Linked DNA regions of Homo sapiens: region 2 is linked to region 1. Evidence: chromatin contacts called from ENCODE Hi-C or POLR2A ChIA-PET data. All regions are on one chromosome and are shown on one strand. The core of a region is the stretch at or near the end of the contact, and the rest is flanking DNA. Distances in the headings are between cores, read along the strand shown.

The links. A loop is a pair of places that touch in the nucleus more often than their neighbours do. ChIA-PET counts read pairs that join two places held with the same protein, here RNA polymerase II (POLR2A). Pooled maps may share reads with other maps.
Region 2: a pooled map shows a loop between it and region 1 (3-fold over the local background). The contact joins two enhancer-like sites. A Hi-C loop is called at or near these places in 2 of 168 maps with a recorded cell type or tissue (CD4-positive, alpha-beta T cell and HAP-1) and 3 of 50 pooled maps. POLR2A ChIA-PET finds 5 or more read pairs at or near these places in 3 of 52 experiments (AG04450, GM12878 and IMR-90).

The regions. Positions count from the first base shown.
Region 1 is chr22:19,617,846-19,621,360 of GRCh38, forward strand. No RefSeq gene overlaps it. Among named protein-coding and RNA genes, the nearest start is that of LINC00895, 53 kb to the left of the region's middle. RefSeq lists enhancers at 1-465, 2,486-3,247 and a silencer at 1,841-2,135. Within about 2 kb of position 1,591, at least 4 of the 41 ENCODE cell types and tissues checked have a DNase peak (open chromatin) inside an H3K27ac peak, as active enhancers do.
Region 2 is chr22:19,418,298-19,421,976 of GRCh38, forward strand. All of the region lies in intron 1 of HIRA (histone cell cycle regulator), which reads right to left. Among named protein-coding and RNA genes, the nearest start is that of HIRA, 12 kb to the right of the region's middle. Within about 2 kb of position 1,579, at least 8 of the 41 ENCODE cell types and tissues checked have a DNase peak (open chromatin) inside an H3K27ac peak, as active enhancers do.

The DNA of each region.
Region 1 (3,515 bases), core at 341-2,840:
TCCCGCCCCCACACACCTTGACAGGCCAGGTAACAAGAGAGGCCTTTCTAGAAAGTCCCTGGAAAAGGCTCTTTCCTCCCAAACCGGCAGATTATGCTTTGTATGTCTGTTGTGGCAAGAACCTTTTCTTGTTTTCTTTCTCAAAGTGACAAATTGATGGCAGGGCAGATAAATCGTATTTTCTTTCCTTCTTTCTTTCTTTCTTTCTTTCTTTCTCTCTCTCTTTCTTTTTTTTTCTTGGTGACAGGGCAGATAAATCATATTTTCTTTCTTTCTCTTTCTTTTTTATTTTTCTTTTTGAGATGGAGTCTCGCTCTGTCACCCAGGCTGGAGTGCAGTGGCACGATCCTGGCTCACTGCATCCTCCGCCTCCTGGGTTCAAGCGATTCTCCTGCCTCAGCCTCCTGAGTAGCTGGGATTACAGGCATGCACCACCACGCCCAGCTAATTTTTGTATTTTTAGTAGAGATGGGGTTTCACCATGTTGGGCAGGATGGTCTTGAACTCCTGACCTCAGGTGATCCACCCACCTCAGCCTCCCAAAGTGCTGGGATTACAGGCATGAGCCACCATGCCCAGCCTTTTTTTCTTTTCTTTTCTTAATAGACAGGGTCTCACTTTCAGTCACTCAGGCTGGGGTGCAGAGTTTCAATCCTAGCTCACTGCAGCTTTGACCTCCTAGGCTCAGCTGATCCTCCTGCCTCAGCCTCCCAAAGTGCTGGGATGACAGGTGTGAGCCATTGTTCCCAGCTAAATAGTGCTTTTTCTTCTCTCTAACATTGAAATATAGAAAGTATGAAAAAGCCACTCATGGTCAAGCGGCATGTCCCTGCAGAGCTGTCAGCCACACTGCCTCCCAGAATCCAGGTTGGGGGTTTCCGATGCTGTCTGTTCCATGTGACCTCACAGCCTCCTGAACCAACTGATGGCCCCAAATGTTTATCCCCATTCCAGATGGCACCTGGTGGTACCTGAAAGTGACCTCTGGGCTGCGAGGTGCGTGGTAATGTCCCTGTGGCCCATCTCTAGATCGTGAAGAGGGTGATGTGAATCATAGCACACTCCAGGACATCACAGGGCCCCAGCACAATTGTGTATGCTGTGACTCCGTCACCCAACTACTTCGAGTCTTCAAAGACATTGAATTGCCATTGTTCTAATACTTATTTGCCTTTGGTTCCCACTCCTTCCTCCCCGTGGTGGGAAGAAAGTTGGGGAATGTGCACCCAGAAGATGTCGGGGCTGGATCAAGCCCCTTTTCAGTCACTGTCATTCATAGTTGAGATGTGAACTCTGCAAAGGCAGTGAGTACAGAACATTCTTGTTTCCAGTGCAAATCCACTGTGACCAGGAAGCTGTGCCTAGGTCTCTGACTCCAGCCACCCATACCTCCTCTCCCTGTACCCAGAGCCCTGGATGAAAGCATGAGTCTGGGATGCTGGGAAGAGGGCAGACAATGACAGCTCCCAGGCGCTGTGGACCAGGCAGGCTCTGTGTTGGGCTTTCCTGGCAGACGATGCTGTAGTTAGTTAATCCTCTCGAGGACATGTGAGATGAGGGTATCATTACCTTAGAGATGGAGGATCTGAGCCTCCAGCAGATAAGCAGCTGCCCCGCTGCAGAGAACTGAAAATGAAGCTAAGCTTGTTGGCTTTTCCCCACCAGCTGCCTCCCACTTCCTCCACCTGCTCTGTCTCTGCAGAAAACATCAAGAATGCAAATCCAGCCCCTTGGCCAGCTCATTTGCACACACACTCACCTCAGGGGTCTCTGGGGGTGTCTTGGATGCAGACCTCCATCCCTCACACCCTCACACCTGTCCGTCCAAGGGTCAGGCCATGCTGGAGTGCCTGGGCTGGCCTGATGGAGATGCTGCACCAGCTGAGTCATGGCGGGAAAACAGCCGGGAATCACCCAATATCTATTCCTTCCTTCCTTTCCATTTTCTTTTACAACAGCAAAATGATGCCAAGATTTTTCTGTGCTTCCCCTGTTATAGGCTGATTTATGGCCTCCCTCCCAAGTTCCTATGTTGAACTCCTAACCACCCAGTCCCAACCCCATATGGCTGTATTTGGATAGATCTTTTTCTTTCTTTCTTTTTTGAGACGGAGTCTTGCTCTGTTGACCAGGCTGGAGTGCAGTGGTGCAATCTTAGCTCACTGCAACCTCTGCCACCTGGGTTCAAGAGATTCTTGTGCCTCAGCCTCCTAAGTAGCTGGGACTACAGGTGCGCACCACCACGCCTGGCTAATTTTTTGTATTTTTAGTAGAGACGGGATTTCACCAGGCTGGTCTTGAACTCCTGACCTCAAGTGATCTACCTGCCTCGGCCTCCCAAAGTGTTGGGATTACAGGCCTGAGCCACTGCACCTGGCTGAGAGAGGGTCTTTAAACAGGTAATTCATTCAAAATGAGGTCATGAGGGTGGGCCCTACTCTTGTATGACTGGTGTCCTATAAGAAAAGGAGACTAGGGCCTAGCAAGGTGGCTCCCAACAGTTTGGGAGGCCAAAGCAGGAGGATTGCTCAAGCCCAGATGTTCGAGACCAGCCTGAGCAACATGGTGAGACCCCCATCTCTACAAAAAATTTTAAAAATTAGCCAGGCATGGTGAGGTGCACCCGTAGTCCCAGCTACTTGGGAGCCTGGGAGGCTGAGGCAAGAGGATCGCTTGAGCACTAGGAATGTGGGGCTTCGGTGAGCCATGATTGTGCCACTGCACTCCAATCTGGGCAACACAGCAAGATCCTGTCTCTAAAACTAAATAAAGAAAGAAAAAGGAGAGGAGATTAGGACACAGGTATGCCCAGAGGGATGACCCTCTGAGGGCATGGCGAGAAGACGGCCATCGACAAGCCCGGGAGAAGGTCCCCGGAAGACATAACCCTGCCCACGCCTTGATCCCAGACTTCCGGCCCGCAGAATATAAGACAATAAAGGTCTGCGGTGAGGCCACCAGCCAGTGGCACTTTGTGATGGCAGCCCCGGGAGGCCAAAACAGCTGCCTGTTCCCCACGTCCCTCTCCCAGCAGAAGCGCATGGGCTGCTCTTGAGCCCCAGCTGCAGTCCATCACTGTCAGTGCTAATGCGAAGCTCCCCTAAGACTGACTTGACAATATTGGCGAGTGGGCTTGACCCACCAGCCTGCATCCGGTGCCGGTGAATGGGCACTTACGTTCCTTATTGAAACGCTACTTGTGGCCCTCTGCTTCCCGGAGCTCCTGGCAACAGCCCAACTTTATGTTCCAAATAGGAAAAGGCTGCTTGATTTAAAGACTCGGACTTCATTAGGCGTTACCTTGATTTATGGAAAAATAATACTGAATGGTTGCATAACAATGGCCCACTGCTCACCTACGTGTGGCCTGGGGTTAATAAAACCGGCACATTTGTCTCTCCCACGATGACGTCAACGTGTACCAGCCCTTCTCTTCCACATGGGAAACGTGTTATGTTGTTCCAATTGTACATTCACTTGGTGAAGGGTTGTGTTAAGTGATTCCAAAAATTGAC
Region 2 (3,679 bases), core at 329-2,828, 200 kb before region 1:
ATGGAGGAGTGTAGGAGGGAGGTGGGTGTAATTATAAAAATTGTTGGCGGGGTGCGGTGGCTCACACCTGTAATCCCAACACTTTGGGAGGCTGAGGCGGGTGGATCATGAGGTCAGGAGATTGAGACCATCCTGACTAACACGGTGAAACCCCGTCTCTATTAAAAATACAAAAAAAAAAAATTGCCAGGCATGGTGGTGGCAGGCGCCTGTAGTCCCAGCTACTTGGGAGGCTGAGGCAGGAGAATGGCATGAACCTGGGAGGCGGAGCTTGCAGTGAGCCGAGATCGCGCCTGTTCCAGCCTGGGCAACAGAGCGAGACTCTGTCTCAAAAAAATAAAAATAAAAAATATATAAAAATTGTTGGAACTGTTCAGCATCTCGACTGCAGTGGTAGATACATGAACCTGCACAGGTGACAAAATTGTATAGAACTAAACATACACACGCACAAATAAGTACAAACAAAACTGGGGAAATAAATTTTAAAAAATAGGTAGCATATGTCAATGTCAACTATAGTTTTGCAAAATGTTAACATTGGGAGAAACTGGACTAAGTCCAGAAGTACCTTCTCAGTATTTCATACAATTCGGTGTGAATCTATAATCATCTCGATAAGAAATAAACACACACACACACACACACACACACAAGGCCTGTTTTTAAAAAACGATATATATGTGTGTGTACTAATATATAAGGCAGTAGAGGTAAATATCCAAACACCAGAGGTTAGGTCATAATAAAAATGATTCTTTTCATGTGCAGGTGACAATATGCACACTCTATAACAAGCAATCCCTCTGGAGAAACTCATCAGCCAAACACACTAATGTGACCTATATGCAAGTAACTCCTATGGCTGACTGCCTTCTAGACACCTCACCCTGATCTTCTCTATAACGGTCTGATCTTTCCAAGAAACCTGCTCTACCCACTGTCTGCCCCAACACAGTTAAGGCCAGACCTTGAGAGGAGAGGCCAACAATCCTTGCACAATGGCCACCCCGCCCCCACGACTTTTCTGACCTCATCTCCTACTAACCCCCACCATCGCTGGTCTTCCTCTTTTCTTGGACTGTACCAGGTGCGCTCCTATCTTGGGCCTTGTACTGACTCTTCCTTGCCTCCTTCAGGTCTTTGCTCAATGTCACCCTCACATTGAGGCCTACTCTAACAACTTTAATTTAAAGGATTATTTCCCCAATGTGGCACAACAAATCCCCTTAGTCCTGATCTATTTATTTCCTCGGGAATTTCTTACATATTAATTTCCTTTATTGTATGTCTGTCTACTCTGCCCACTAGAATGTAAACTCCAGTAAGTAGATCAGCTCTTTTGTCTGTTTTATTCACTAATTCATCCTCAGGACCCAGAGCTGTGGCTTGGCACATAACAGGCACAACAATAAAAACTTGTTGCTGTTGAATGGCTGGAGAAAGCTCATGACAGAAGCACTACATTCAAACACCTTCAGTATCACTGGTGTAACAATCTTTGGAAGGCAGGCTCCTGATCTACTGCTGTGGGGACTCAGATTTCGCCAACTGCCTGCAGGTGGGAAGCACACCCTTGGCTGGTTCACAGCCATCTGCTGCTGTTATCTCTACCACTTTCGACCACAAAAACTTATCCCCATCTTCTTTAGTAAGCATGACACAATGACATCTCATAGGTGTCAGATGCCTAAGAGATTGAAAACATAGCACAGGAAGGAAGCTGTTGCACCATACAACCATTGTGTGTGTGTGTGTGTGTGTGTGTGTGTGCACGCGCCACAAACTAAAGTGGAAAAGTGTCACAGGTATATCATTTAGGAGACCTTAATCACTTCTCCTGAAGCATCTGCCAACATATAATCAACAAAGTTTTGAGATTGGGCGCAGTGGCTCACTCCTGTAATCCCAGCACTTTGGGAGGCCAAGGCAGGCAGATCACTTGCTCTGAGGAATTCGAGACCACTTTAGGCAACATGGTGAACCCCATCTCTACAAATTAAAAACAAAAAACAAAAATTACCCAGTAGTGGTGGTGCAAGCCTGTAGTCTCAGCTACTCAGGAGGCTGAGGTGGGAGGATCTATTGAGCTCGGGAGGTCGAGGCTGCAGTGAGCCGTGATCACGCCACTGCACTGCAGCCTGGGCAACAAAAAAAACTGTCTCAAAAAAAAAAAAAAAAAAACCAAACCAAAACAAAAAACAAACAAACAAACAAAACCCCAAAAAACAAAAAAGTTTTGACGAAAGGCATTTCTGTTTCTTAATACTTCTTTCCCCCCTCATTTTGCAAAACAGAGGTATTCCCTAAAAAGTATCTGCACAGGAGGATTGCTTGAGCCCAGGAGCTCAAGGCTGCAGTGAACTATGGTCATGCCACTGTACTCCATTCTGAGCGACAAAGTAAGACCTTGTCTTTAAAAAAAAAAGTTATCTGCAAGGGTACAATGTATATTATTCAGGTGATGGTTGCACTAAAAGCCCAGACTTCATCACTAAGCAATATATCCATGTAACAAAACTGCACTTACATCCCTTAAATTTAACAACAAAAAGTTATCTGCAAAATGTACTCCTATAAATCTAGTCCCTTCCACCTACTTCCATTAGAAAATTAAAAGCTACATTTCCATAGTGGGAAAAATCTGCTAGCTCAACAATAACCACAATTAAGAAGACAACAAACCTACAATACTATTTAAGTGAAAAATGCACAGCAGGCTGGGCGCAGTGGCTCACGCCTGTAATCCCAGCACTTTGGGAGGTCGAGGCGGGTGGATCACCTGAGGTCAGGAGTTCAAAACCAGCCTGGCCAACATGGTGAAACCCCATCTCTACTAAAAATACAAAAAATTTATTGGGTGTGGTGGCAAGTGCCTGTAATCCCAGCTAATCGGAAGGCTGAGGCAGGAGAATCGCTTGAACCCTGGAGGCAGAGATTGCAGTGAGCCGAGGTTGCACCATTGCACTCCAGCCTGGGCAACAAAAGCGAAACTCCGTCTCAAAAAAAAAAAAAAAAATGCACAGCAACATTTTAGCTATGCCAGTTATCTGTACAATGCAAGGTCTGTAAGGGAGGCTACACACCAAAGACATTGGATTTGCTATGGTGACTGATGGGGATTTGGTTAAAGTCTTAAAAAAATTCAGACACTTGTATAATGTGCATACACTAAATGCGTCTTCTAAAATCACAAAATCACCCAGTTGTTTTTTTCCAAATGGTTTGAAAGACCACATTAAAAGTTTTAACAATGTGTTTTCCTTTGTGCATTTTCTAATTTTTCCTAACTTCTTTCACAGTCTTACTGAGCTCAGTAGATAGCAACTCTGCCCTTAGACTGGAACTCATCCTTCTGTTCTCTCTTAACTCTTTTGTGTGTGTGTGTGTATGAGATGGAGTCTTGCTCTGTCACCCAGGCTGGACCGCAGTGATGCGACCTCAGCTCACTGCAACCTCCCACTCTGGGTTTCAAGCAATTCTCCTGCCTCAGCCTCCCGAGTTGCTGGGACTACAGGTACATGCCACCACACCTGGCTAATTTTTGTATTTTTAGTAGAGACGCATTTTTGCCATGTTGGCCAGACTGGTCTTGAACTCCTAACCTCAAGTGATCTGCCTGCCTTGGCCTCCCAAAGTGCTGGGATTACAGGTGTGAGCCACCATGCCCGGCCTGTTC